Regions from separate parts of the Homo sapiens genome. Here region 2 is linked to region 1. A link is a loop called in an ENCODE intact Hi-C map of the cell type or tissue named here. Cell type or tissue: dorsolateral prefrontal cortex. All regions are shown on one strand. Links, peaks and the distances in the headings refer to the core of each region. The heading gives the core; the rest is flanking DNA.

Region 1 (2,915 bases), core at 328-2,827:
CCCACCAACAGTCATGGCTGCACTGATCCACGTTCCCACCAACAGTCATGGCTGCACTGATCCACGTTCCCACCAACAGTCATGGCTGCACTGATCCACGTTCCCACCAACAGTCATGGCTGCACTGATCCACGTTCCCACCAACAGTCATGGCTGCACTGATCCACGTTCCCACCAACAGTCATGGCTGCACTGATCCACGTTCCCACCAACAGTCATGGCTGCACTGATCCACGTTCCCACCAACAGTCATGGCTGCACTGATCCACGTTCCCACCAACAGTCATGGCTGCACTGATCCACATTCCCACCAATAGTGTGCATAGAGGATAGTCCACATCCTCACCGGCACTTGTTTTCTTTCATCTTTTTGATAATTAGGTGTGAAGTGATATCTCATTGTGGTTTTGACTTACATTTCCTAGATGGTTGGGGATATTAAGCATTTTTTCATATACTCATTGGCCTTTTGGATGTCTTCTTTTGAGAAATATCTATTCAGGTCCATTACTTATTTCTTAATTGGGTTGTTTTCTTGATATTGAGTTGTTTGAATTCCTTATATATTTTGGCAATTAACCCCTTATCAAGTGTGTGGCTTGCAAATATCTCCTCCCATTCCATAGGGTGTCCCTCCACTCTGTTGCCTGTTTCCTTTGCTGTGCAGAAGCTTTTGGGTTTGATGTGATCCCATGTGTCTATGATTTTACTTTTGTTGCCTGTGCTTTTGGTGTCATATCCAAAATCATCATTGCTTAGACCAATGTCATAGAGCTTTGCCCCCTATGTTTTCTTCTAGCAGTTTGAAAGTTTCAGGTCCTACATATAAGTCTTTCATTCGTTTTGAGTTGATTTTTGTATATGTATGAGATAAGGGTCCAATTTCATTCTTCCACATGTAGATATCCAGTTTTCCCAACATCATTTCAGTTTGTTTTGTTCGAAGCTATTGAGTTGGTGGTAATTTTCTACAGCAGCCCCAGGAAATGAATACTGTGGTCATATTCTGAACATCTGAGTTTTCACAGGGGCCTCGTTGAGATAAAGTTTGATCCGTGTGCAAGGGTGGGTTGACAGGGAAGCCCTGGGATCCCCTCAATCCAGGTTTGAAGCCTCCTTGCTGAACAGGGCACCTGCACCCCTCACCTGGGATGTGGTGCTAGCAGGACTTGCCTTGGTGGCTTCCTGGCATGACTAAAATTCAGATAATAGGTGGAGGGTGCCTGGCTGGGGCTAAACAGATGCATCTCCAAAAAGAGTTTTGCTCCAATCAAGGGAAAGGAGAAGGAGGCAGAGCCTATGCAAGCCCTCAGAACCTGGCATCAGGGAGTCTTCCACCGCCTTCACTCTCCAGATGGCCTTGCCCACATCCTGGAAAGCAAAGGACCCTGCCAGCTCTTCAACAGAAACATTCACACCAGGTTTTCCATCACTCCACAATCACCAGCTCTTTAGAAGGAGGCAGAGCAGCGATCATCCCCTCCTTGCACAGAGAGTGAGATACAGAGTTCTGCACCCTCAAAGCCACAAGCACAAGCGTATCTAGACTTCAGCCTTCCAGGCTGCGAAATCAGCAGGAGTTCCTCTCATCCACAGGGACCTCCAACCCCAGGTCCTTCCAGCTCCCCCAGGCAGAGCCCAGCCTCCATTCCAGTGTCTCTAGCTTTCTGAGGACTCTCTTCCAAGTCCTCCCTTATCTCTGCCCCCAGGCGAGAGGTGGCAGCTTCCTTCCTTCCTGCAGGAGTGGGAGGATGAGTGCTATTGATTCTCACTCATCAGCACCCACTTTGCTTTTGGAGGCGGCTTTGGAAATGCCTTTCCCAGGCTCAGCCCTTGCCTGCAGCCATGACCTTACCTGAAGAAGAGGATGGATGAGGGACTGTCCCTAGGATGCAGGAATGGTGAAAAATGACGCTTGTGTTTACTTAGACCTCCTCACCAAGTCGGCCTGCGTTCTCCTCTGAGTTCCACATGGGTCCTATGACGTAGGCACTAATGCCAGGCCCACTTTAGGGACAGGGAAGTAAGTACCTAGCAAAAGTCAGAGACAGGTACCACTGGGATATAAACCCAGCTCCGAATCCAGCACCACGCTTAAGAAAGCTGCTCTGTACCTTGTTGCCAAGTTGCTGCTTCTTTCAACTCCTAAATGCAGCATTTTCTTGTTCCTTCTCCAAATTGTTTCTCTGCTGAGCAGCTGCAGATGGAAAACCACCTACGATATTTACGTCTGCCAAAGCCAAACCTTCTCCAGTTTGGCAGGCATGTGAGACTCTGGCACAGGGTGGAGGGGCCTCTCGCTAAGTCCCCTTGCTCCGAAGCAGGACAGCAGTTCCTGTCAAGCACCTGACATGTATGAAACAACTGTCGGCCCCACTGTGGAAACAAATGAAGACCACCCACCTGAGACCAAGCGCAGGCTGTGTATTCTGAGCAGGCTCTAGCGAGGGGGCCGCTTCCACCAGCTGCGTTTGGCAGAGACTCAGGGCAGGCAGTGGGGAGCTTGGTGGTGGACGACAGGCTCCAGGGGTGCCCCGATGAGGCCGTCTTCAAAAGGGAGCTGGGAAGGCTCGTGGAAGTGGACATCCTAGGGGATTGGCTAGGGGCGCATATTTGACTTTCTCTGGTTGGCTCTAAATTAGAAGTAGGAACAAAAATTAGAAAAGCTGGCAGTCATCAACCAACTCCTGACCATTCTGGCCTGATTGCTGCAAAGACTGTGAGTCTCTCCATTGTCTTTGTAGGGAAGGAAACAACTACTTTACCGTCTTAGGTTCAGTAACTGAGGGCTGCAAATTACATGGACAAAAGACGGATAAACAGGAGAAACGGGTTTATTTTATGTGCCTACGGGAGCCAACAAAAGAAGTAGCCGGGGCCGGGTGCGGTGGCTCACACCTGTAATCCCAGCACTT
Region 2 (2,915 bases), core at 324-2,823, 74 kb before region 1:
GAGTGTATGTCTCACTTTTGTGTTGTTGCCAATCCAGAAGAAGCATATTGCGTAGACTTTCATTTGAGACTCCATCTTTCTGTGTGGTTTGGCAGAAGACTGGGGGAACATTCTTATACTGGCTCTAAATGGAATGCAAGGATACTGCATTAACTTATGACTCAGTAAAGTAATTTATTTTGGGGAGCTAAAATAATCAGTTTGCTGCTTTCTCATGATTTTTAACTTGAAGCAACATGAAACTGGGAAAATAAAAATGGATAGCAAGACTTTTAGACAATGTCTGTTCAGTGATGTTTCAAACATATTTTTGGCAGGAACTAGAAATCAGTCCATGTAGCCCAAGAATGATGCCAATTCCATATTCTGTGTTGCTGATTATAAAGGAAGCAAAATGTTCCAGTAAGCAGATGCAAAAGCAGCCATCAGCTCTCAGATACAGGAGCAGATGAGCTGGAGACGTCCTCACGCGAGCACCGGCCGCTCTTCCCCATGCTGTGGGCAGCTTGCCTGTGGGAAAGGCCAAAGATTCCTTAAAAAGAGATTCAAATCTGCTCAAGTGCCAGGATAAGCATTTAATCAGGAGCCCAGCATCCTGCTCCCCAATGAGTGGGGAAGATTTTCTAGGCCTGGAAAGTTTTTAAGAGGTAATGTGCTATTCTTAGTCATAACAAATGAAAGACAACCCACATGTCCAGCCAGGCAGGATGGCCAATGGGCTGTTCAGTTGCCAGCTGCCTTCCCAGCCCTCCGGGACAGAGTCTCCTGTGATTCTGGCAGCATCCCCAGGACAGAGCCCTCAGGACCAAGGTAGAAAGCGCTTGGGCAGGGCAGTGGTCTCCCAGTCAGCAGGCAGACCTCCTGGGACCACGGGGTCAGATGTGGGGCCTGAATGACTCCTGAGTCACAGCCCTGTCCCCTCTGACATCTCCCACTCCAATGCCATGGTCTGGCCACGTGCCTTGGCTTCCCTTCCTACACTTCAGTGGTCTAAGAGGATAATTCCAAGAGCCCCTAATCTAGCTCTGGTCTGCCCCTCGTCTGAAGACTAGATTCCTCCACTCACTGCCTAATACACCTGGGCTCCATCCTGTGAATGAAGTAAGTTGTTCAGAGCTACAGTCAAAGCTGCGAGCGGGAATTCTCACAGCTCCTGGGATCTCTCACCAGTTCCAACAAACTTCCCACCTCTCCAAGTCAGACTAAGCCTGAGATGTGTAACCTTCAGCTTAGTCTGCCTTAAACCAGCATTTCCCAAGCTTACATTTAGAGATCCTCTTTTTAAAAAAATCCTGTGGACTCCTAAGTTTTTGTTAAAGTATTTTTATTTTACTGCTACTTGTATGTGTGGCAACACTAGAGGACTTACAAATATATTACGTTGATAGCTCTTTTAGTTTTTTGTTGTTTTGTTGTTTCTTTTCTTTTCTTTTCTTTTTAGAGACAGTCTTGCTTGTTGCCCAGGCTGGAGTGCAGTGGTGTGATCACAGCTCATTACAACCTCAATCACCTGGGCTCAAGTAAGCCTCCCATCTCAGCCTCCTGAGTAGCTGGGACCACAGGTGTGTGGCACATTACCCAGCCATGATAGGTCTTATGTAAATAAAAATCAAAGAGATTTATCAATGAAATTAGAATACAACACCAATACATTTCAAATTAACAATGTAAGCTTAATTTGATGGATTATGCTATTTTGTTAAAACTGAGTCACCAATGCTGGGTTCACATTTTTAAAATACCCATATTTGTGTTCTATATTTTACTTATAGATTTAGTCCTTTTGATTTTGAGAATAATGACCCTCTTTTGAGTGATGGTTGTTATTATTTCTCTTTTTTAACAAAGAGCTCAGTTTATCCTCTAATCTATTACTTTGATGATCCCGAGAATATGAGTCCACTCAAAAATATAATAAAAATTAACTTGTAGTAAGAAAATCTACACTGTATTTTTTTTCACTAGCCTTATTGTTAATGAGTTGCCGTGGTTTCTAGGAAGAGAGGCAGAATTTACATATGTCGCCTGTCCCTGTAGGAGAGTGGTTCCCCCTGCTGCAGTGCAGGGCAAGACTGTGGGGTCTGCTTTCCCCAAGCGTCATGTCAGGGTGACCAGGGCTTGTTTGATGTGGTAGGCTACACAGCCTTCATTGATTCATTTGGACCAGATGCCAACATGATCATGGCTACCCAGTGTGTGTTTTCCAGTGTTGATCCAGTGAAAGCAGAGTAATGAGGTTGCACGGTGTCCGACCACTGAAGAAGTTCACCCAACGGGTCCAATCATGTATGTAACACACACTCAAGCACATGCGCAGACACACACACACACACACACACACACAGTGTAAACACAGAATGAAAGCACTCAAGACAGCACCATGAGCCGGGCGCGGTGGCCCACGCCTGTAATCCCAGCATTTTGGGAGGCCAAGGCGGGTGGATCACCTGAGGTCGGGAGTTCAAGATCAGCCTGGCCAACATGGCAAAACCTCGTCTCTATTAAAAATACAAAAATTAGCCTGGCATGGTGGTGGTACACATCTGTAATCCCAACTATTCAAGAGGCTGAGGCAGGAGAATCGCTTGAACCAAGACGGTGGAGGTTGCAGTGAGACGAGATTGCACCACTGTACTCAGCATGGGGAACAGAGTGACTGTCTCAAAAAAAAAAAAAAAAAAAAAGACAACACCATGAGATTAACCTGTTTCCAAAAAAGTGTTAAAAACTTTGCCAATAAAGACCTAAAAGTATGACTCATTTGCTGATGCATATAGGACTAAGGAGCGTGCTCAGGACACGGATGGAGGGCTGAGGGCTGTGTTAGGGCCTCTACGAATGTTCATATCCCTCCTTAATTTGTATGTTGAATCCCTAACCCCCAATGTGATGGTACTTGCAGATAGGGCCTTTGG

Evidence for each region. Hi-C counts contacts between places; a loop is a spot of excess contacts. Peaks named below come from ENCODE experiments on the same cell type or tissue, not always from the same donor. Only the 100,000 strongest peaks of a DNase experiment are listed, where the experiment ranks them.
Region 2: a loop joins it to region 1, with 9 times the contacts of the local background. A loop is called at or near these places in 4 of 110 quality-filtered maps.

What each region holds. Positions count from the first base shown.
Region 1 is chr21:41,690,038-41,692,952 of GRCh38, forward strand. All of the region lies in intron 2 of LINC00111 (long intergenic non-protein coding RNA 111), which reads left to right. Among named protein-coding and RNA genes, the nearest start is that of LINC00111, 12 kb to the left of the region's middle. In dorsolateral prefrontal cortex, for the core only: no CTCF peak of the experiment used is centred there; a DNase peak (open chromatin) is centred at 1,388; H3K27ac peaks cover 972 bases.
Region 2 is chr21:41,615,700-41,618,614 of GRCh38, forward strand. No RefSeq gene overlaps it. Among named protein-coding and RNA genes, the nearest start is that of PCSEAT, 37 kb to the left of the region's middle. In dorsolateral prefrontal cortex, for the core only: no CTCF peak of the experiment used is centred there; no DNase peak of the experiment used is centred there; H3K27ac peaks cover 1,093 bases.